Linked DNA regions of Homo sapiens: regions 1 and 3 are each linked to region 2. A link is an interaction called in ENCODE POLR2A ChIA-PET data of the cell type or tissue named here. Cell type or tissue: OCI-LY7. All regions are shown on one strand. Each heading gives the region's core, and the rest is flanking DNA. Links, peaks and the distances in the headings are about the cores only.

Evidence for each region. Peaks named below come from ENCODE experiments on the same cell type or tissue, not always from the same donor. Only the 100,000 strongest peaks of a DNase experiment are listed, where the experiment ranks them.
Region 1: POLR2A ChIA-PET joins it to region 2 with 6 read pairs; 7 of 35 experiments call an interaction of 5 or more read pairs at or near these places.
Region 3: POLR2A ChIA-PET joins it to region 2 with 8 read pairs; 2 of 35 experiments call an interaction of 5 or more read pairs at or near these places.

What each region holds. Positions count from the first base shown.
Region 1 is chr1:121,564,154-121,572,267 of GRCh38, reverse strand. It overlaps the pseudogene EMBP1. Among named protein-coding and RNA genes, the nearest start is that of SRGAP2-AS1, 170 kb to the right of the region's middle. In OCI-LY7, for the core only: no CTCF peak of the experiment used is centred there; no DNase peak of the experiment used is centred there.
Region 2 is chr1:121,512,849-121,520,962 of GRCh38, reverse strand. It overlaps the pseudogene EMBP1. Among named protein-coding and RNA genes, the nearest start is that of SRGAP2-AS1, 120 kb to the right of the region's middle. In OCI-LY7, for the core only: no CTCF peak of the experiment used is centred there; DNase peaks (open chromatin) are centred at 2,942 and 4,222; H3K4me3 peaks cover 2,102 bases; H3K27ac peaks cover 2,513 bases.
Region 3 is chr1:121,422,802-121,430,915 of GRCh38, reverse strand. The region is part of intron 1 of LINC02798 (long intergenic non-protein coding RNA 2798); the gene reads right to left. Among named protein-coding and RNA genes, the nearest start is that of SRGAP2-AS1, 29 kb to the right of the region's middle. In OCI-LY7, for the core only: no CTCF peak of the experiment used is centred there; no DNase peak of the experiment used is centred there.

The DNA.
Region 1 (8,114 bases), core at 1,717-5,716, 52 kb before region 2:
GTCTTACTATGTTGCCCAGGCTGGTCTCAAGTTCCTATCCTCATGTGATCCATCCTCCTTGGCCTCCCAAAGTTCTGAGATTATAGGTGTGAGCCACCATGCCTGGCCTAAAATTCCTTACATTTAAAAATCAATGCATTATCTTATTAGAATAAAGGATAAAAATAAGGTTTGCATTTGTACTGTCCATGAAACATGAAGAACAAAGGAAATTTAAATAAGTTGAAAGCAACACAATCTGTGTAATAGTTAGTAATAGTTTAGAATTAGAACTCGTTTTGCTCACAAGACACTAATTCATTATTACAGAAAATATGACTAGACCTTTATACTATTCTATGTGTTTTTCAAAGTAAAAGAAGCAAATACTGAAGCTATAAAAGCTTGTTTTTCTTTATTAGAATATTTTTTTCAATTCTGATTTGTCACAATTTAGATTGTTTTTCTAAGAATAAGTAGAAATTTACAAAATTTCATTTTTATTTATATATTCATCCATTCAACACACATTTCAAGACATCTGTATTGCACCCTTTCAGTGGTAGTTACAGGACAAAGAAAGAAAATAATCCAAGAGAGAGACCAACAAATGTATATTTATAACACAGAGTAATAAACACAAATAAATGTGGAGTTACTTAAGCATGTAAGATGGTACATGCTCTACTAGGTATGGGGGCTTCTCTAAGACACAAGATCAGATTAAAGTCTTGAAAGATAATCTGGGGTTAGTCAAGCAGGTAGAAGTGTGAAGAGCACTTTCTGAGCGGAATCTCCATGTACCAAGTCTAGTTCAAGAGACTGGATAGAGATTAGCAATTTGGAGAATGCAATATTAAGAAATGGCAAAGGTAAGCCTACAGAGATTCCAAAGTTGCATAGTGAGGTTTGTGTTTGAGAAAGTGGACTCAAGCAGCCATGCAAAAGAGGGATTAATAGAAAAGGAGACTGAGGTAGGAAAATCAAGGCATTAGCTGTTGCAGCTGGTGTGGGCAGAGTTGGGGAGGCAATGGGGTGGATTCATGAGCTATTAAAAAGGTCAAAGGAGCAGGGATTCATGACCCATAAGTATTAATTAATACAGAAGAAGAAAATATCAGAATGAGTTCTAGATTGGGGCCTGAGCAGCTAGATGTTGGGATAATAAAAAGACTGCAAAAGGAGAAGATTTACACTTTGGCAAAAAATGTATATGAAAGTATCTGGGAATTTTATGCCATCATTAAATCTACTTATTATGCTGAAAATCCTTGTTAGCTGGAAAGACTAAGAGAATTCCCCAAGGTGCCTAATATATAAACTTGGAGTAGTTTTCCTACTTCAGCTTTTATGTGGCTTATTATTTGCAGTCAATTTATAGTTGGTCAGTATTAATCCATTTATCATCTCTGTAAGATTGGTTAATGGAAGCAGATTAAAATCCAACAGTGGTAATTTTCTAGAAGACCTCTAGAGAGACTACAAAAAGCCAAAAAATCAACTTTAATTTTTGAGTACTTTTCCTATTTAAGGTTACTGAAATAAATTGTCTTTGCTAGAAAAAAATAAGCAGTATTGCCAATTAAAAATTCAATTTACTATAGAAATATTTCTGATTATTTTACCTTTGGGAAGCAATGCTTCTTGCTTGAAAATTGTATCAGCCTCAATGGTTAGTGGTTGTAAAATGGAAGAATGCATACTGCAGATGGGCTACGCATTTGTTTCCTTGTGTTCTATATTCCCAGTCACAAATATATTGCTTTGAATTGTATTTAGTCAAACAGCAGATTTGACTAATATTTCCCTGAATTCAAATAGTTTAGATTAATTAAGCTAACTGATTGGTTATCTACCATTATATAGATATCACCCGAGTAATGTTGTCAAAATAATAATTAATTAAACTAAAATAAATGTATGGCCCTGAGACCAGAATAAAATGAAAACCAAGAATAAAATAAAGTTTGCCATTACTGGGATGTATTCAAGTTCAGCAAACTTATATGTGTAGTTAAGATGCTTTACAACAAAATATTGCATTTTGTTATAGCAACGAAGTATTGAGCAGCTTCCAAGTCACTACCTTATGTGTATTATTCATACTAGTAATACTGGTAAACATTAGCGATATAATTTTCACTACCAAATTTTATTATATTTTTCTTAGCCAATACATGGAGCAAATTTTTATAAAGTATTTCTTTTCAAATCATTGAATTCCTCCTCCCCAACCTTTAAATCCCCTAGTCGCCAAGAATCTTGGGTTCCACACCACCACTTTTTGCTTCTGTTATTAAAGTTGTTGCCCTGTGAGCAGTGGGACACTACACCCATCAGCTCCAAGGACACATCATGGTCATTTACATTATCTAGTATCCTGTGGCATGATTTTAGTATTTCATTCAAGCACTGACAACTTTTCGTGTCGATTCAGATTTTATAAGATTTGATTACAGTGAGTTTATAAAATATTTCAGTTATATATGCAATAGAAATGAAGTATCCTACTTTTGAAGGTAAGTCTAAGGCATTCACAGCAATAAAAAAGAAGTACTTTAGTACTTCTGGACTTCAGTCAAGGGAATTATTATTGTAAAGCACTAATAATGCAGGTTTAGATATTTAACCAGTCATAGATACCAGGAAGCCAGGTGTTAAATCAAAGACAGCAGGAAACCATGAGCCACAAAAGCATCAGTATAGCAGTATTTTAAGTATTACAACTATACAGACCTGCACCCTAAAACATGAACAACGGTGTACCTTATGAAGTTCAAAACCCTACCTAAAGACTAAGAAGCACTTTAGCCTGGTGGGGAAAGCAGTGGTTATGAGTGGAATAAAGACTGGAAAATTTGCTTTTGTAGTGCAGAGCTTTAGAGCAAGCACAGTTTTATTTATTTGCCTTAAACCAATATTTCTGGATAAAAGGTATGTTTTTCTTGTGGAGATTATAGAATAACTATCATTAGCAAAGGCAGAAAGTATTCATTTCAACTTAGTAAAGACATATTTTTTCACTATCACAGAAAGATGACCTTTACATAAAAATTGTTACATATACTTCCATAGATACTAATAGTAAGCATGATTTTTTTAAAAAATAACTTTCTAAGACAAATGACAAAGGCTTTTTCATGAATTCTTTGGTTATAGACAGGTTTTGAGTGATTTTTGTTCTATGAAATATTAAGTGATTCTGCTGATATCTGTTCTGTGTGTCCTTTGGAGACCAGAATATAATTAATTTTATTCTGGTCTAACATATTTATTCTGATTTACATTGCTTTTATGTAACATAATTATAGAATGAAAATATACCTTTAGATCTGAGATAGCATATATCATTGATGAAGCTCCTGCTGAGCATGTTGCATAAGCTTTTCATCCTTTTAAAACTAAAAACTCAGAGGCTCTTAATAGGAAGGATAAACAAAGCTGAAATACGAACTCTGTATATCTTCCAATGATTCTCGACATGATGTTTTGTATTCACTGGCCCAGAGACTCCTGAGTTAAATAAAGCATAATCAAATATAATTAGTATGTTCTGGTTATTTTACAGTAACTTACTATCACTTTAGCAAAGCAAAAAATACTGGGAAGTGAGGGATCCAATCTACTACCAAAACAAAGAGCTCCTACTGTAATGTTGATGAACTAAAAATTTTGAATCTAATCAGCAAAGAAAGTTAGCTTATATGCATAAGTTTACACCCCCAAATACATGGGAATACATGAAACTAAAATAACAGAAAATCCAGAAAATTTGGGAGGAAAACAAATAAAGCTACATGAAAAATTGTAAAAGAAACTAGTCCATGGTGATAAAATAAAATATGTAGCCACTGCAAAAGATTTACTTCTAGATTGGTTGCTATGTGTCCTCTGGTGGAAAAGGAAAGTATTTATTTTTGTATAACTATACTGCATATTTTCCCCTATAATAGTGTAAACAAGCATATTTGAGCACATCATAAATGACCAGATCTTTTATGGAACTAAAAAAAGTAATTGATTAATAGATAGCCTATGTATATTGAATTTTACCTTTTATTTGGAATATCATTCAGAAGTAACTTACATTTTTTCTATGCCTGGGGACATTATTTTCTATACCATTGCTATCATCTGATTTCCTGTACAGAAAACAAAAAAGAAAATTACTAAATGCTTATATTATATAAAATTAAGTCAGTACATCACTGATATGGCTATCAGGTTAAAATGTAAAATGTCAATACAGACAGAATTCTTTCTTCCTAAAAATGTTTTACTTACAATGTTGAATTTATTTTTATGGCATTGCTTGAAGAGGAGCTGTTACCACAAATGATAGTGACAAAGGCTTGTTGATTTTATGCACAGGGAGAATTGCTTCTCCCCAAGCATAAGTGAGGACTTGGGCATAAAGACCATAACTTATGTGTGGTTTTGGAAACATGCAAGCTAATAGCCAATTAGGAGGTCAACCAACATGTGTGATATTGGTGCTATACATTTGTATGCTTATTACACTGAAATAGAGGTTTTAAAAATGGTTCTTTTTCCACCCAAAGTTTATCAGAGCAGGACTACAAATGTGGGCCTCAGATTCTAAAGATTGACGAAAACTAAATAACCAGTACGCATAATGAATACCTTGCCCTTCAAGGTCTTGGGGGCAGGCTTCAATTATCACATCATAATGCATATCATAAGACAGTGTTACTTATAATTAACTGATAATATTTTCTAAAAAAAAGAAATCCCACCTGAGTGCTTTTTTCTTTTGTGTGTACTCTTCAAAAGCAGAATAATGGCCACTAAGAAAACACCTCAGCAACTATTGCAAGAAATGGTTTGAGGGGCACCAAAAAGCTCATTGTTCTGAATGAGTTCAAGTGTCCTTGATATCTGTATACAATCTAAAGATAGTGAAATAACCTAAAGAAAAACTAAACACCTTCAGTGATCCTTATGGTGCTGTACAAGATGAGCAAAATGATGTACATTAACCCAATTTTCAGAAAAATAATTCATCTTTTACACTATAGATTGAATCCATTTTACATTGTTCAGAAGTGATGGTCCATTCCACACTGTTCTGGCACCATCCTTTCAGAGTGTGTTTTAAATCAGAATGCAACTTCCAAATGTGAGCTCAGAGGAATGGTTAGAGACAGTGGGAGGCACAGCTCAGAGAATAGAGGAATCCGAGCAAGGTATGTCAATGACTGTCACGTTTGTTATATGATGCTAAGAACAAGAAAAAGGCCAATACATGGAAACAGGAAAGATTAGAAGTTCAAATCAACATAAATAAGATGTCTACATTCTCCAGAAAGAGAAGGGATTCCCTTGGGAGAGATACAATTCCCTTCCAACTATGCGAGTCTATGATTCTAAGACAACACTGCTTTTCTCTATCTGGTGTTATAGGATTTCTGACGTAGTTATTTTGTGCCCTTAACTTGGAAGCTCATATCATATTGGTTTATTTTACCAGCCTATGTGAACAGAGTGAACATGATTATTTGAATAATGTCTACAAACATCTAAATGACAACTGTCTGCTCCACTCCTGCTATCCGTGCCTATAACACTCACTCCATAGAGCTCCTGTTGGCTGATAAACTCTAAGTGCCATTTTGTGTTAGTTATACTTGCTCAGGCCTTCCACGTCTCAGGTTTCTTGCAGCAACTTTAATCTAGCCTCGTTTTCCTGGCCCCCAGCCCTTGGCTCTATTGCTCAGGCTTTAATCCCAGTCTTAGACACCTCTGTCACTAGCCTCCATACTCAGTTCTCTGGCTTGGAGGAATCCGGAACTCCCATCTTTGCCAAACTAAATTACATCCCTGGTGATTTTATTTCCAGACCTACTCATGCTTAACTCTAAACAAAGGCTGTGTAAGAGAACCTGTGACATAATTTGTGTTCTCTGAATAATAATAACTAATAGAATTCTAGGCCAGTGATTTTCAACAGACAGAGGATCAAAACCATTTGTAGATGTCTTCAAGAAATACAGATGCCACAGACCCAACCCAAGAGGTTCTGGTCCAGGAGATTCAGCAAGGTCTGAGCAACTGTATTTTTAAAGAGACTCTTAAGTGATCAAAAATTGCCAGGCTTGAGAACTATTGCTTTAAAAAAATAATATTAAATACTTCCTGATGGTTACTGCACACCTGTGCACCATAACCTATGCTATGCATTTACACATATATAATATTCATTCCATCCAACAACCTCATATGGTGAGTACTATTATTAAATCCATTTTGTAGAGAAGAAAGCTGAAGTACAGAGAAGTGCAGGTAGTAAGTGATGAAGAAGAATTCTCACGCAGGCAGGCAGACTTGGAATGCCACTTTCCACCACCACGTGGGCATATACAGAAAATACTCCTCTGCCTTTTTTCCCCCAACTGCAAACATTTCATTCAATTTTATATTTCCCTGTATTTTACTCAAGCGAAAATTAATCTGTAAAAAATAATACTTACAGCTGTTCAATCTGCTCAAATTCTTTCCCCTCATCTGTGTAACAAAAGAAGAATTTGACTATGAAGTTGGTTTGTCATTTTTATGGAACGTATATGCTCAATTAAACCTCCTTCCTAAGTAAGAAAGTACTATGCTGTTTCTCTTGTTTGGAATGAAGGAGAGACATGCTACCTTAAACACCTACACCTCCTTTAGTTGCACTACAGACCTTATCTGCATTTCTGATCAAACATAGTTTAGTGGCCTGATATTTTCAAAAACATGACTGCTTAGTTTGTCATTATTTAAATCATTAAAAATTTAGTATAAAATCAGGAAAGAACACAGGATGTAAGGTCAATTTTCTCTAGGATTACTGCTTTATCAACCTGTAACCCATCAGGCACAGGCTGCAAAAATAGGAAATGACAGGATGGTCTCTCTTTAATGAGAACTCTGGAATGGTTAATAAAATATTTTTTAAATGATAATCTAAGTGAAAGAAAAATTGTTTCTTTGAGACTTTTTATATTAAGCTATCATAGATTTTCCGAATATTCCAGTGCCAGAATACATATCACCTAATTGGTACTTAGGTACCAGTAGCACCAAAAAAAAAAGGTGGGGGGTTGGGCAGGGGGCAGGGAAGAGAAAGAAAAAAGGCATTTTTAATACTAAGTTTTTTCAGGAATTGAAACAGGAAGACCATTGATATGTTTCCAGCTCACTGTCACCATTGTTGTAAACCTAAATACTGCTCCAAATAAGAAAATGAAGATTTTCCCCAAAAATCCTAAAGTCATTGCAATGTATCAAATCATAATCCATATCATAAGTAAATAATACTTATAATTAACTGATAATACTTTCGAAAAAAACAAAACAAAAAAAAAAGAAATCCCACCTGAGTGCTTCTTTTTCTTTTGTGTGTACTTTTCACAAAGCAGAATGGTGGCCACTAAAAGAATCACCTCAGCCACTATTGCAAGAAATGGTTTGAGGGGCACCAAATAGCTCAGCACCACAAGCTCAATGTGTTCTTCACTCTCGTCTAATTGGAATAGTGCATGGCACCAGTAAAATCCCCCATCTTCCTCCAAAAGTTGTGTTATCTTCAGCTTTGTTTCATTAGCATATGTTCCATTGATCACATATTTATTCATTTGAACACCAACAGGAACCTAATGTGAGGAGACATTAAAATCCATTCCTATCATAGTACATAAAAGATACATGATATAGTTTTTCAGTGAAAGCTATAAGATAATGCCAACAACATTGCTTACTAGAGAAAGGCATATTAAAATTTGTGAGAGGTTATCTATAACACACTTAAGTCTTATCAGAGTTTGATCTCCCAGGGAGCAAACAAAGAAAAAATGTATACATTGCGATAAGGATTTAGCACTGAATGTTTAAAACTACAAAGAAGCAAATAGGTCATCATAGCTAAGTATTATAGAAGAATTAAAAACAGAAAAATCCCAGTCATCTGAGTCTCACATTCCTATCCCTGCCTAGTGCTTTAGTCAAAGTACTTTTTCCTTCACAAGCACAGGCACATATTCAAACAACTACCACCCTGGAAGCTACTATTTCTGATCATTTCTATACAGGAAAATCGCTCACTCAGACAATGTGATTTCCCCAGGCTAGAAATGAAG
Region 2 (8,114 bases), core at 2,714-6,713:
TATTTTGCCCAGGGTGGTCTTGAACTCCTGGATTCCAGCCATCCTCCCACCTCAGCACCCCAAAGTGCTGGGATTACAGGCCTGGACCATTCTTTATAAGTGGTATTATGGAAAAGAGATATGGCACAAGGAAATTTAGAACTGAAGCAACCCAAGATGTTCTGTCCAAGTTGTTAACAACTAGACCTTTTAAAAGGCATTTATAAAAATTAATAGTCTTACCTTTTGATTATCCTTCTTTCTCTATGGTGTGTTACAAAAATTCCACATATTACAAGCCCATGAAAATAAATTCCCATGAGAGTTTGAAAACTTTTTGCAGAATAATGTCCCAATTTTAGTTACTGGTGGCCAATATTTACCAACTTGAGAGGTGGTGTTTTATTACCCTTACTGGCTGTTAACAGTTATGACACAGAAACTTGCAATAGGTTGGATGGAATCCTTTCAATATGAAAAGTAATTATAAACAGGTGAAGGTACAATGGCAAATTTCGTGTTGGCTTTGGTAATGTTTTGCATATAATCCCTCTGTCAAAGTGTCTTAAATAATAAAACAAGCAAAAATCACACACACACACGCACACACACATTTTGTTTTCAAAGACCACGGTGTAAAATGAAGATACACACACGTTATCCTTTAAGTTGTGGATCTTTGGTTGGCTAGTTGGTTATGATGTTTTTTCCCCCGCTCAGCTCTAAAAAAACATCCTCGGCAAGGTGAGGTGGCTCACACCTGTAATCCCAGCACTTTGCGAGGCCGAAGCGGGCGGATCACCTGAGGTTGGGAGTTAGAGACCAGACTGACCAATGTGGAGAAACCCCGTCTCTACTAAAAATGTAAAATTAGCCGGGCTTGGTGGCGCATGCCTGTAATCCCAGCTACTCTGGAGGCTGAGAGAGAAGAATCGCTTGAACTCGGGAGGAGGAGGTTGCGGTGAGCCGACATCACGCCATTGCACTCCAGCCTGAGCAACAAGAGCAAAACTCCGTCTCAAAAAGAAAAAAGAAAAAAAAAATTCCTCAAAGCCAACCCACCTGACAAAAGGAGGGAAGGAGCTGATACTCGAGCCTCACTCTCGAATCAAGAAAAGGGAGTAGGCCTTGGGGAAATGTGGCTTTCAAAATTCATGCCACATTTGCACAAGCCAAATCGCTATCTGGTCCCTGCATCCACCCACACACCCCACTGCCGTCTTCCTAGGAAACACCAGACTCTGCCCTGATACCTACGCGCCCGACTCGCGGGGCGCTGTTTGTTTAAGACTCGCCCCCAAAGAGCGCGGGAGCGCGAGCGGCACCAGTTCCAGGGTTCAGCTCAGGTGACACAAACGTAGCCAATGGGAGGCTGCCGCCGACTCTCGCCACCCGCCCTCACCAGCATCCCCGCGCCTCTCCCCGCCAACCCTGCCCGGAGCGCCAGCGATGCCCTCTGCCCGCGGGGACCCGAGCCTCGCGCGCCCTCCGCCCTCCCTACCCTGGCCCCTGTACCCATCACACCTGGGGCACTGCCGTCCGCCGAGCTTGGGCGCGCGGCGGCGAGAAGGCACTGGAGGAGGAGAAGCAGCCGGGGCGTAGGCGCCCTCGCCCCCAGCAGGCCGGGGAGGGCGCGCATGGCGCCAGAGGGTCCGCCTCAGTTCTCGTGGAGACTGCTCCCTCAGCTCGCCGCCGCGGGTGTCCGGAATCCCTCCGCACACTCGCAGGTGGCCCGGCACCCGCAGCCAGTGCCGCGGGCAGGACGCTGAAGAAAAGGCGGAATGGGAGGGGCCCGGCCGCCTTGCCCTACTCCCCGAGACGCTCTTACCGCGCCCGGCCTTCCATCAGTTATGCAGCCCTCAGCCCGCTGCTGGCGTTCCCGGATGTGCGGTGCTACTCCCGGCTGCAGCCTCTCCGGCCTCCGCCCTCTAGGCTCTAGCAGGTCGGGAGAGAGCTTGGGCAGGTGATGTGTAGCCCATCGCGTGGGGAGAGGTTGAAACTATCCCTGCAGACTGGCCTTTGCACTTCATCTGAGGCAGATTTCACTAATTTTCGTTGATGGGACAGATGAGAGACACTTTCCTCCTCCCCGACCCCGGACATCTTTGGGCTTTCTTATGAGGGAGGCTTATTTTTGCGCAGGTGTAAGGTTTTATCCAGCTGCCAGACAACTTGTACTGATCTTTCTTTGCTTTGCCTACTAATCACACACACCCTCTCTTCTAGCCTGTGAAGACTTAACTGATTTTCTACGGATGAAGGTTTCAGTGTCCCAAGGCCCCATACCGTATCTGATTTTACTTTATTTTTGTTTGTTAAGCCTAACAGCTTCTGAGGAGCCACGTAGAGCTCAAGAAGCAAAAGCTACTGAGAGTAGATGCTATGTAAACTGCACAAGACGTTGACCTTTGTTAAATCCGAACACTGTTTAAGATAATGCTATCTCTTACCCACGAGGCTGTAGCTTGGAATATTCAGTGCTCTGAACCAAATTAAATAAATTAGTGCTTTATCCGGGAGGGGAGGAGAAATCTATGTTGTAACATTGAAACACATTGATTTGATTTCTCTCCAGGATGTTATAACGCATTAAAAGATATTTTAAATATTTTTCACGAGCTTTGTTTCCTCTCCCTTTATTTTTTGAAGTTCAGCTTTCACATTCGTAAATTCAAAATATATCAGCGTTAAAAAAAAAAAAAAGGATTGGAAATAACATAAGAGACAAATTTTGAAAATTGAACTATTTAACAAAACCTATGCTTATTCCAGGCAGGAATGGTTAATTTGTAATTGGTACGTATTACTAAAACATGTCCGTTTTTGTTTTAGTATTATATGCGCAAAACTTTGGAAACAGATGTAGATTCTTCAAGTTGGCAGTGAGAGAATATGAATAATACAATTCATTCAACCATATTATCTACCAGGTGCCAGTCATTGTGTTCAAAAAAGGCTAGATAGGCACGCATGCACGAATGCACGCATGCACACATGTACACACACACACACACAAATTAGACAACTATTTATCTGTGAATAACAAATCTTAGAAAAGCCTCTTCTCAGAAAATTATGGTCACAATGATTAAAATCTTTTGAATGAAACTTTAAAAGATGCCTTCAAGGACTAAATTGTATACACTGTTGACCCTCTGAGGGCATTGACTGGGCTTGCTAAACCCAAATTGCCTAATCAATGGCTGCTACATCACGCCTCTTTCTTTCTACCCTGCATCTGGTCTCAGGACTAACTGCACACGTTTCCCTATAATTAGGTAGAGTGTCAACACTAAGCACTTCTCACCTCAAACTAAACTCTGACTGACTTTTCCCAGTTAGTCTCATAAAATCCTTAGACACAGTATTCACCCGTCTTCAAATGAGCTGAACTTACTTAAACATTTTTTTTTCAGTTGAATCAGCCTATTTATGACAAGAAAAACTTACTTGCCCAAGTTGATGCTGATCCCCACTGTTGCTTTTGCTGTTAGAACAAAAAAGTTGAGAAAGAAATATAATTCTCATTTTGCTAAGCATTTTGAAAGTCTTTTCATCATTGTTCCTGTTCTATATTTAGATATTTGATATTTCCAGCCTTATGCACATTCCACTTTTTCAAATGCTCCATATCCTTTAAAACCAGCTTATCAACTGCCTTCCCTATATAACTTTTTCTGACCTTTCTGGTCCAAACTGACCTTTTCCTCCTTGGTGAAATAAATATTGCAACAAGCACTTTGATACTCTCATCATCATGAAGTGTATAAAGGGGGAATAAGGGTCCTTTGTTTTCTCCCCTTGAGTTGGGTGGGCTCTGTGACTCCCCTAACCTACTGAATATTGCTGAAGAGATATTGTGTGGGCTGGCCAGGCCTGGTGGCTCGCGCCTGTAATTCCAGCACTTTGGGAGGCTGAGGCAGGCAGATGACAAGGTCAGGAGCTCGAAACCAGCCTGGCCAATATGGTGAAACCCCATCTCTACTAAAAATGCAAAAAAAAAAAAAAAAAAAAATTAACTGGGCGTGGTGGCACATGCCTATAATCCCAGCTACTTGGGAAGCTAAGGCAGGAGAATTGCTTGAACCCAGGAGGCAGAGCTTGCGGTAAGCCAAGATTGCGCCACTGCACTCCAGCCAGGGCAACAGAGCAAAACTCTGTCTCAAAAAAAAAAAGAGAGAGCGAGAGAGAAAGATTGTGTGGGCTTTCTGTTCCAGACCACAAGAGCTTCCACTTCCTTTCTCTTGGAGACCTTGCTCATAGAAGACAGCTGCCTGGTGAAAAGTACTACGGTATTATCCTGAGACTGCCACACTGTGAGAAACCCAAACACCATGGAGGACCGCGTAAAAATAAAGTCAGATCAAGTAAAAAAGGAATATGCAGGTTATCATACATACAAAAGAATAGTTCACAAACCGGAAGACTTCAAATCAAAAGTAGTAAGAAACTTGACATGAGAGTTACAGTGCAGCTTATAAAGCATCAATGAGGAAGTGCATTGACCTCTATTGTGACTGGCTGTTAAAAACTTATATTCCTTTTTGGGCAAGTAGAGCTGTATAAGCTTATTTGTCTGTAACAAATTGGTTCAATTTCATCATACTAACAAGAAAGGAAAGCTTAACTTTTGTTAATGGTTAGAAATTGCATTTCAGGGAAGTCAGGATAGCTTAAATTTTGGTCATGTGGCTATGAGTGGTTAACCTAAGGATATACTGTGGCCTCCATTTTGATTATACTTTAACAAATCCCCCATACAGGACCTTAAATCATTGTTGATTGTTTCTTTTGCTGTGCAGAAGCTTTTTAGCCTGATTCAATCCCATTTGTCTATTCTTTCTTGGTTGCCTGTGCTTTAGAGGTCTTACACAAAGTATCATTGCTCAGACTAATGTCCTGGAACACTTCCCCAAAGTTTTCATCTAATTGTTTCATAGTCATAGTTCTAGGTCTTAGATTTAAACCTTTAATCCATTTTAATTTTATTTTTGTGTATGGTGAGATATAGGGGTCTGGTTTCATCCTTCTACATGTAATTACCTAGTTTTCCCAGCACCATTTATTAAACAGACACTCCTTTTCCTGTTGTATGCTCTTGGTGCTGTTGTTGAAGATGAGTTGGCTGTCAATGCATCGGTTTATTTCTGGGTTCTCTATTCTGTTTCATTGGTCTATGTGTCTGTTTTCTTGCCAGTTCTAGGCTAATTGGGTTACTATAGCTTTTTTTTTAATGTTTAATTTTTGTTTTAAGTTCCAGGGTACATGTGCAGAATATGCAGGTTTCTTACGTAGGTAAGTATGTGCCATGGTGGTTTGCTTCACAGATCATCCCATCACCTAGGTATTAAGCCCAGCATGCATTAGCTATTCTTCCTGATGCTCTCCTTCCTGCAACACCCCACCCCCAACAGGCCCAGTATGTGTCCATGCGGTCTCATCATTAAGCTCATTCAGCTGAGAATATGTGGTGTTTGGTTTTCTGTCCCTGCATTAGTTTGCTGAGGATAACAGCTTCCAGCTCCGTCTATGTCCCTACAAAGGATATGATCTTGTTCCTTTTTATGGCTGCATAGTATTCCATGGTGTATATGTACAACATTTTCTTTATCCAGTCTACCATTGATGGGCATTTGGATAGATTCCATGTCTTTACTATTGTGAATAGTTGGTTATTATATCTTTGCAGTAAATTTTGAAGCCAGGTAATGTGATGCCTCCAGCCTTTTTTTTTTTTTTTTCTTTTTTTGCTCCAAATTGCTTTGGGTCTTCAGGGTCTTTGTGGTTTCATATAAATTTTAGCATTTGTCCTATTTCTGTGAAGAATGGCATTGGTTTTTTAATAAGGATTGCATTAAATCTGTAAATTGCTTTGGATAGTATTGTTATTTTAGCAATATTAATTCTTCCAATCCATGACATAGAATATCCTTATTTAAATGTTTCGTTCAATTACTTTAATCAGTTTTTTATACTTATATTTGTATAGACCTATCAGTGTTGGTTCATAGATGTATATAATGGTTACATTTTCTTACTGAATTGACCTTTTAATCATTATGTAGTAAACTTCTTTATCCCTTTTTACAATCTTTGATTTGTAGTCTATTTCCTCTAATATAAGTATAGTTACTCCCACTCTTTTTTAGTTTCCAGTTGCATGCAATATCTTTTTTCACCCCTTCACTTTCAGTCTATCTATATGTTTAGAGGTGAAGTGGGTTTCTTATAGGCAGCATGTAGTTAGGTATTGTTTCTTTATCCATTCAGCCACCCTATGCCTTTTAATTGGAGAATCAAGTCCATGTAAATCCAGTGTTATTATTGATAAGTAGGGAATTGCTACTGCCGTTATGTTGCTTGTTTTCTGGTATTTTGAAACTCCTCTCTTCCTTTCTTCTTTTCTGACTCTCCTTTTGTGGTTAAGTGATTTTCTGTGGTAGTATGTTTTAATTTGCTGCTTTTTAATTTTTGTGAATCTATTATAGGTTTTTGCATTATGGTTACTATGAGGTTTACAAAAAACGTCTTGTAGATATAACAAGTTATTTTAAAGAGATGACAATTTATCTTAGATCACAAAGAATAGAAACAAACAAAGAAAAAACAAAACTTCCACATTTTAACTTCATTTCTCTCTCATTTTGAATTTTAATTGACTTTACATATCTTTATATTACCTATCTCTTAACAAGTTTCTGTAGCTATGATTGTTTTTGATAGATTTGCTTTTTGAGGCTTCATATTTGATTTATAAGTGGATTGCACACTACAATTATAGTATTAGAGTATTCTGAGTTTGTGTCCGGAATTTATTCCTTCTGGTGGGCTCTTGGTCTCGCTGACTTCAAGAATGAAGCTGCAGACCTCGTGGTGAGTGTTACAGCCCTTAAAGGTGGCACATACGGAGTTTGTTCCTTCTGGTGGGTTCATGGTCTCACTGACTTCAGGAATGAAGCCACAGACCCTCATGGTGTTACAGCTCATAAAGGTAGTGTAGACCCAAAGAGTGAGCAGCAGCAAGATTTATTATGAAGAATGAAAGAATAACGCTTCCACAGCATGGAAGGGGACCCAAGCAGGTTGCCACTACTGGCTCTGGTGGCCAGCTTTTATTCCCTTATTTGGCCCCACCCATGTCCTGCTGATTGGTCCATTTTACAGAGTGCTGATTGGTCCATTTTACAGAGTGCTGATTGGTTCATTTTTACAGAATGCTGACTGGTGTGTTTACAATCCTCTAGCTAGACACAGAGCTTTGGTGCGTTTACAATCCTCTAGCTAGACAGAAAAGTTCTCCAAGTCCCCACCTGACCCAGAAGCCCAGCTGGCTTCACCTGTCAATCCCCCCTCCAAATAGGACACCTCAACTGCTGTGGGAATTGGGCGATGACTACTTTAGCTACTTCCTGCTGGATAGGGGTGAAGAAGGGGGCCTGCAGTGGTAGCGTCCTCCAGAGGAGAACTCTCTAGGCCAGACAAAGGGCCAGTGAGTTGATCCAGGGGCCTCAGTAGAAGTTGTTAGTTGACCTCATTTAGGGTTCCATTTGTAAGACCTCTATAGCTTGATGGCATCCATCCTGGAGGTAACAAATTTGACAAGGAGGTTAAAAACACAGGGCCCAAAGGTAATAGCAAGATGGCTGAAACAGGACCTAGAAATGGGAGAAGCCATGTTGCCCAACTCCAGAGGTTGGTATGAGTTTGAAAGGCGTTGTCTGATTTCAGAAGCCTTTTCCTGTAAATGCCAGGCAGCATCTTCTTCTATCCCTGGCTGGTTATTGTAAAAACAACAGTCTTCCCCTAAGAAAGTGCAGAGTCCTCCTTTCTCAGCAGTGAGGAGGTCTAGGCCTTGGCGGTTTTGGAGAGTCACTGCTACCAGAGTCTATTTGGGATTGTAGAGTAAGGATAGATTTTGTTATTTTTTGCGAACTGTCTGAGAAATCCTTTGAGAGCATGTGGTAGTAGGATAATACATGTTACACTGTTAACTTTTAGCAAACTTTACTATTGTTGAAAACCTTGTAAGTTTGGGATTTCAATTATTCTTTGCTATTAATAAGACCTCGTTCAGTCCATATTAACTTAGAATTGGTATAGATGGCTCCTTCCTGATTCTGTAAGTACTATAAGGT
Region 3 (8,114 bases), core at 1,717-5,716, 89 kb after region 2:
CAAGATTCTCTGGCTAGGACTCTGAAACCATATTAACCTAACTCTTCGATATAGATCATCTCAACTAAGTATCATTTCCAGGAAGCTGTGCATCATGTTGGGTGCTTTCACTGTGTCTGAAACTTACTAGTTGACATGTCAAAACCTTAATTATCTTTAAAACTCTTGCTAGGATGCAAACTCCTCAATGAGATCTTCCTTCCCTATATTGCATCCATCCCTTCTACATGCTATTAGTACTGCATCGTCACTACGGATTTGCATTTTTTATATGTTGTTCTCACACTGGGTTCTCCAGTAAGTAAGTAAGATCATTAAAAATAATCATGGTATTTTGGAATGCCCTGGTCTGAGAAAAGTGCCTGGCATATATTAGAAGCATCGCAAATGTTTATGAAACCACATTGAAATGTGACTGCTATGTCAGCATTGTTGCAGGCTGGCAGGACTTTATCCAACTACCTGTACAACTTGCTTTTTAGCTAGAGTATGATTTAAGTCATACACATTGAGAAAAAATTCCTGTCATATTTTCCCCAAATTGTCCACAAAGCTATATTCTTCTAGTATATTTTGTCTCCATATACTCTTGTGACATTTTTAGTTTTACTTTAAGTCACATTTTTAATTGATTTATTAAATTTAGGAAGAAATCTACAAATTAAAAGCCATTACATATGTACAGTGGCACATTTTATGTGGTGCACATTTTAAAAACATTATATTTTAGCAGTATAGAAAACAGCATCTAATTTTATCAAAATAAGCTTGCTAGTCATTGTCATTCCCATTAAGAGGATAAATTATCTTTTCAAATAATTCTTAAAGATATACAAAATGCAACTTCAATTTTTAGCAGGATGGTTGATTAAGATAACTAGAAACTCTAAAAGTGTAAATAACTAAATGTAATATATAACATGGTTAACATATAACAAAATGGGTTGGTAACAATTAACAAAAAGTTTTAAATGCATAGCTACGTTTTCAACAAAGAAAAGGAAACCTGTAGGTACCAGAAATAAGATGGAAACCAAAAACCAAAGGGTAAGCATGCAAGCAGAACCTGAGGCGATGTACTTTTCCTCCCAGTATTTTCAAAACTCAAGTTGTATTTACAAGATGAGACAGAGGACAAGCATGGCCTATGCAACCTATGCATGGCAAAGAATGGGAACTGAGAGAATGGAGCAGAGCAGGTACCCTCAAAAGTCTACACATTTGATAGATGATTAAATTTTCTAATTGCCTAAAATCACAGGAAGATAGCAAAGAAGTTTGTCTGTCTCTGTCTAGGCTCTATGTTTTAGACGTATATATCTCCAAAGAGAAATTTTAGTCCTATGGCTATCCCAGGTTTGAGGTTAAAATGAATATACTGTTAATTTTAACAATATACATCATATTATTCCTAAGACAGGGATTACCATTAAACCACCTGGTAAATCTACTTCAAAGCTGTTTCTTAAAGACAGGCCACAGTGTTCTCTCAGATAAAATGTAGGGAAAAGCCTCAGTAAAATAAAGTAGCAATTAAAAAAGAAAACATGGAAATCGCAGAAATAAATTACCATGAATTAGATTAAGCAAACACTATAGAAAGATTAGAGTCTTGGCTGGGCACGGTGGCTCACACCTGTAATCCCAGCACTTTGGAGGGCTGAGGTGAGTGGATCACAAGGTCAAGAGATTGAGGCCACCCTGGCCAATATGGTGAAACCCCGTCTCTACTAAAAATACAAAAAGTAGCTGGGCGTGGTGTGCACCTGTAGTCCCAGCTACTCAGGAGGCTGAGGCAGGAGAATCACTTGAACCCAGGGGGCGGAGGTTGTGGTGAGCCGAGATCGTGCCATTGCACTCCGGCTGGTGACAGAGCAAGACTCTATCTAAAAAAAAGAAAAAAAAAAAGATTAGAGTCTCAAGAATGTGAGATATAGAAAGATAATTTAAATGAGAATATAGAAAAATACATATCAGTGTACAACTTTTTTTAATGCACAGAGGCATAAACATGGCTGCACCAACAGGTAATTTTCCTATAGGGGTATGGGGAGGAAGAGATCAGACTAGACAGGAAAAGGAGGATCAAAGGTAAATAGGTAAATTAGGGTAAATGAGGTCATGATCTATGTAAAGGAAACAGTTTGAAGAATAAGAATATTGTAAAAATAACCCAATTTTGGTGCATATTATAGAATCCTGAGAAATCAGGTTGAGTGGATAGAATGAGTCAATTTCAGTAGGGTAAGCTAGGCTGAAGTAAACATCTTGGTTGGTTTCCAACATCCATCCCATTACTTCTCTACTAAGTAGCTGTATGATTTGGGAATGCAATTCTATTCAAGGTGGGCTTGACTGGTCCACCCATCCCCTCCCCAAATCATGTCTGACCTATAAGACTTTAAACCCACCCACAACTTATTGGCACCTTGTGCCAGTGTAGGCCCTCTTGCTCTATTTCTCCCCACATTGTTTTCTGGAATTTATAGTATCCAGTTGAACAACAAAAAAAGACAAGCACAAGTGAAGGGCTCAAAAATATTCCTGCTGCCTTAAAAGCAGTACATGTGTAGTAGCATAACAGACATTTAGAATTCTGATTGGTGTAATGCAGAGGAAGGAAGTAAAGATAGGATGAGTAATGTGTTCATAAATGTTTAACAAAAGGGGAGAGTCCTGATTTGTAGCCTGTGATGATCCCATCGAAATGGGAGTAAACACTCTCACCATGGCTGATTTCAAGATTTAAGTAGTTTAACAAGCAACTTTCAAAATTCCTGATAATGCAGCTCTTGACTTGACAAACCATTATGAGCAGTCTGGCTCTCATGCACCATAGCTCTCAACCCACCTTTAGAAGATAGCAAAGTACCACTTCAGATGTTCTCTCACCAATGGATTATCCATCGCATTTTTCCAACTGGTTGTATTAGCCTATGGATGACAAATATTCTTCTCAGATTCTAGCAGTAGAGTTACTGTCATCCTAGGTGTTAATGGTAGTGTGAGCATTGTCTTTTTCTTATTTTAATAGAAAGTTTGGAAACAAAAAAAAATACAGAAGCTATTTTAAGTTAGACTCCCAAACTACAAAATACTAATAATATTTATAAATTTATTCATTAGTTTAACAAAAATGTATTAAGCTCTTTCTAGGTACAGTTTTAGGTTGCAAGGGTAGAGCAGTGGGGGAAAATTAAAATAATTAAAACCAACTAACCAAACAATTTCTTCTCTTCTGCTCCCCTCTGAGTTCTTCCCTAATTTGGTTTATAAAATATCTCATTTCTTTCCTTTATGTAAATGAAATATATGGCAGTATATATACACATAATTCTGAATTTGAATTCATAAGTGATGGAAGGAAATAAATGTGCTTGAAAAAAATATGACAGACCATAGATAAACATCCACAAATAGAACTAAAAAAAAAAAACTTGCGTAAGTTTTTGCAAGTCACAAGAACAGCAACCCATCTAGTAAATAAAACAATTGCAGCACTTTTTGTAATAGAAAAATATCTGAAAGATCCATCAATTGGAAAATTGATAAATAATTGTGCTGGATCCATATAATAAAATGTTGCATAACAGAGAAGATGAATAAATCCAAGCTATAGATACCAATATGGGTGAACCTTACAAATTTAAAGTTGAACAAAAACAAATGCCAAAAATATACACAGCACAATGTTTTAAATATATAATTGTAAGACCTTTAATCTATGTATAAGTACACATGTGTGTGGATAATCAATCTTACATTCATGGCAATAATAAAAAATTTCATAAAAGTGGTAGCCTCAGAAGTTGAAGAAAGCATGATGCTATTAAAGAGTTATAATCGGCTTTAGCTGTTTTCAGATTGATTTCTTTTTAAGCTGGATAATTAGCATACAGATTTTTTTATCCTACTTTTTCTTTTGGAACACATGAAGTGTTTTATACATATTTTATTTATTTTTTAAATTAATTTTTCAAATTTATTTTTTAGACAGGGTCTTGCAGAGCCCTGGGTGGAGCACAATGATGCAATCATAGCTCCTTGCAGCATCGAACTCCTGAGCTCAAGCAATTCTCCCACCTCAGCCTCCCAACTAACTGGGACTACAGGCATGCTCCACCATGAGTGTCTAATTTTTTTTTTTTTTTTTGGTAGAGCCTGGGTCTCACTCTGTTGACCAGGCTGGTGTCAAAACTCCACTCCTGGTCTAAAGTGATCTTCCCACCTCAGCCTCCCAAAGTGCTTGGATTACAAGTGTGAGCCACTTAGCTGGGCTGATAACATATTTTAATAATAGATTTTAAATATATTGACTAAATTTTTGTAGCTTCACAAGTATTTGTGTGGTTTGAACATTAGTAAACAGTGTATTATCTTATGCATAAAAACCTTCATTAGTAGTTCTTCCTTTCAAGTTTGGGAATTACTTGAATTAAATATGGAAGCTCCATATTTAATTACCAATGAGTCAGTAATGTTATTAAGGATTTTCTACCCAATTTCAAATTGTAACTTTCAGAGTAATTCATGTGCAAAAAATCAGAATTAATAATTGAGAATTGGAGACAGGAGTAATCTCACCTAGGATATAAAGAATGGTGACACAAATACAGTCTCTCTTTGTTATCCATTATCTGCATTTTGCCCCAGGAAGACCTACCCAGTTTTTCATGACCAAGATTTGTGATGTCATCTGAGTGTATACGCTGGTGTGTATGTGCACAAGCACGTGTGTGCAAATGTATGTGTATCCAGTGAAAAGTGCCTGGTATAATTTTTAATTATAGAAATGAATCCAAAGCACAGAACATAAATTGTAATCAAATAGGATAGTTTCTCTGAAACTAACTTCTATATTGATTAAAGACTCAAAGATATTGAGCTTTTGATCTAGAAATCCCTGCTTTGCCAACCTTAGAATGAAATGTAAACACTGCTGGATGGAGGTAAACACTGCTGAGATAACTCTAAATTAGCCTACAGGGAATATTTTTTTCTCCCTTCATTGAAGTTTAAGGTCAGATCTAAGCAAAAATTTATTTGCAATAAAATGGGCTTGGGGAGAACAAAAACGTAGTCAGCCATAGATTTTCCAAATTCTAGACCTCCTTTGGTCACTGACCAGTTTTGTAACCTTATTTCTCTAGTCTTACTTTCTCATATCTCATCTTTTCCCATTTGTATAAAATATCTGGCATTTTATGCATAATTATGCAATTCATCCTGATTATATTTACCTGTGCTAAATAGACCTGGAATGTTTAATAGAATTTGTTTCCCAAGGCAACCCATGACTTTACATGTGCCCCAGAATTTTCCTCTGAAATAATGAAAGTTTCCTAGCATTACAAAAACTGAAACAAGGTATTTTTTTCTGGTTTATTCTTGATGAAAAAATAAAATAAAATTAGAATACTTGGGAACTGAAAGAATCAGGAAAGTACATGCAGATGTGCTTGCCCTAAAATGAAAACAAATTTTGAGGAGAAATGGAGAAGCAGCATATAAGGTTTTACTGATGCTCGAACTTTTCTTCTTTGCTAAGACTATGCAGTTTTTTTCTTAGAACCGTATAACTAAAGGGGTTTTATCAAACACTAGCACAAGTGTACTTTAAGGAAACGAAACAATTATAAAACTCTACATGGAAAAGTGTTGATATGTCAAAAATTGTAAGTTAAGTAAGACTAGTTTACTTACAAATGCTGTAGCATTTCATACATTGTATAAGGCCAAGCCTGGTGGCTCATGCCTGTAATCCCAGCACTTCAGGGGGCCAAGGCGAAAGGACTGCTTGAGCTCAGGAGTTGGAGACCAGCCTAGGCCACACAGGGAAACCTTTGTCTCTACTAAAAATAATAATAATAACAATAATTTAAAAATCAGCTGGGTGTCGTGGTACTTGTCTGTAGCTCCAGCTACTCAGGAGTCTGAGGCAGGATGACTGCTTGAGCCCAGGAGTTTGAGGCTGCAGTGAGCTATGATGACACCACTGCACTCTAGCCTGGGCAACAGAGTAAGACCCTGTTTCTAAAATGTAAATAAATAAAAATAAAATGTAGTTCACTTATGAGAATTATATCTCCATTTAAACTTTATTAAATCTGTATTGGTTAAGGTGTTGTACAGCTTTGATTTAAAACTTATGTTAGCACAACATCTTGCGTACATAAAAATGATGTTAGATGTTGCAGTGGTTCTTTCTGTTTTTTCATTTTTAACTGAGGACTGTGTTGCAAATGTGAACAAACCAGAACCTCAATATTGGTTTTGCAGATTAATACTCTGAAATGTACAATTCTGTCATTTGATGAAGTAGTATAAGTGGACTCAGGGTGGATACAGAGTATAATAATGACATTAAAAGTAATTTAATTTGAACCTTCATGAGAAAGGCCTGTAGATTGTTTTCTTTAGGATAAATCCACAATTAGTTTCCAAATATCATTATTAGCTTGAAGCAATAAACCCCTTTCCCAAAATAGTCCAGAAGGAAAAATTTTCCTTTCTTTTCCGACCACCACTATGCAATTTCAAAAAAAAAATTGAAAAAAAAATTGTAACGTTATGTTACAGTTTCAAATGCTCAATTGCCTTCTAGACTGTTCTAATTCAGAGCATAGAATCCACTGTGTGCACCTGTCCAGATCCTCACATTCAAGTCTGCTTTGATAGCCTGCTCATTGGAACACTTCCACATCACTGTCCCTCTGGGGCCTCATCTGCTTACACTGCTGGCTGTCTCAGCCTTCCCAGGTGTCAGCTGGGCTCCAGCACAGCCCTCACTTCCTAGTCACAAGGGGACCTGCAGCAGCCCAAGTGTCCAGACCTACATTGAAGGGACACATAGGGGCTGTGGTTCTTCCCATCATGTCCATAATCAGATGAAGTTCTGTGGAATGCCTGAGACAGAACTTCCCGAGCAGCTAATGACACAACTCAGAAGTGTGGGGTGTGATGCCTCATTGTTCAGCAGCGAGAGACAGAAGAAAGAGGTTGACAAATCCAGTTTCTCAGAAAGAAACATTTAATAGTGTAAACTAAAAATAAAATTCTACACCCCCCAACAGACTGAATGGACCGTTTCTTGGCCAAGTTGGACCCCAGAGAAACCTTGAAAACTGAATTCTCAGCCATGACAGGATAGGAGGTTGGACACCACTCATTAGACCCCCTCCCTTACTAATGGCTAACCACCATTAGGCTTTCCTTCCTAGGGGCTAAAAAGAAAGGAGCCCTCTCAAAGGACTCTACCACAGATATCAACCAACCACCTGAAAAAAGACCACCGACCCCGGAGTAGTACTGACCAGTCTATGGAGAACGGGCCGTAAGGATTTTCATGTCCTCTGCTTCATCTTTTGGCGTCAGAGGGCCGAAAACTCTACCCTCGGATCATGCTAATGCTGCTGTTTTTTTGTATGTGGGACCCATGAGGGCTGAGACGCTCAACTGCACATAAGCATAGTTCTCCTTTCACAAATATACATGACTCCTCCCATACCTTATGGAATGTGTACACTTGCCACCCTGCCCAACATAGATTCCTGTTCCAGTTTTCCCTCCCTGGAAGTGTCCGTTTCTGGTTTCTGGCTATAGGCTACAATTCCCAGCCTGTCAGAATGGCACCCTGAAGGCTGCAGCCCTTTATGAGAAATAAAGCTCTCCTCTCCAAATTTATGAACCTTGTCATTCTTCAGTTGACAATTTACGAACCTTGTCATTCTTCAGTTGACTTAGGAATATTAGCCATATCTCTGGTGGTGGTGAGAGGATATGGTGGATCCCTGCACCATTCTCCCTCAGACCCAGGGTTTTTTTTTTTTTTTTTTTTTTTTACCATAGGGAAAGGGTAACGTGCTTCAAAAGGAATTTGTAAGACAATTGAAGTAATTTGCTCAAGGACAGAATTTGTGGTAAGTCAGTCAACACATCTGAGTAGCATTCAAGATGGAGTTGCTTTACCTCCACACAAACTTAGAGTAATGAGAAAAATAAAAAAGCCAGCAGATAAATTCCTGTCCTGTCTTTCTATCTCACACTTTCCTGAGTAGCAGGGGTTACCTTACGACCTGCGTGGAATACGTCCTTAGTGTTAGTGAGGAAGCAAA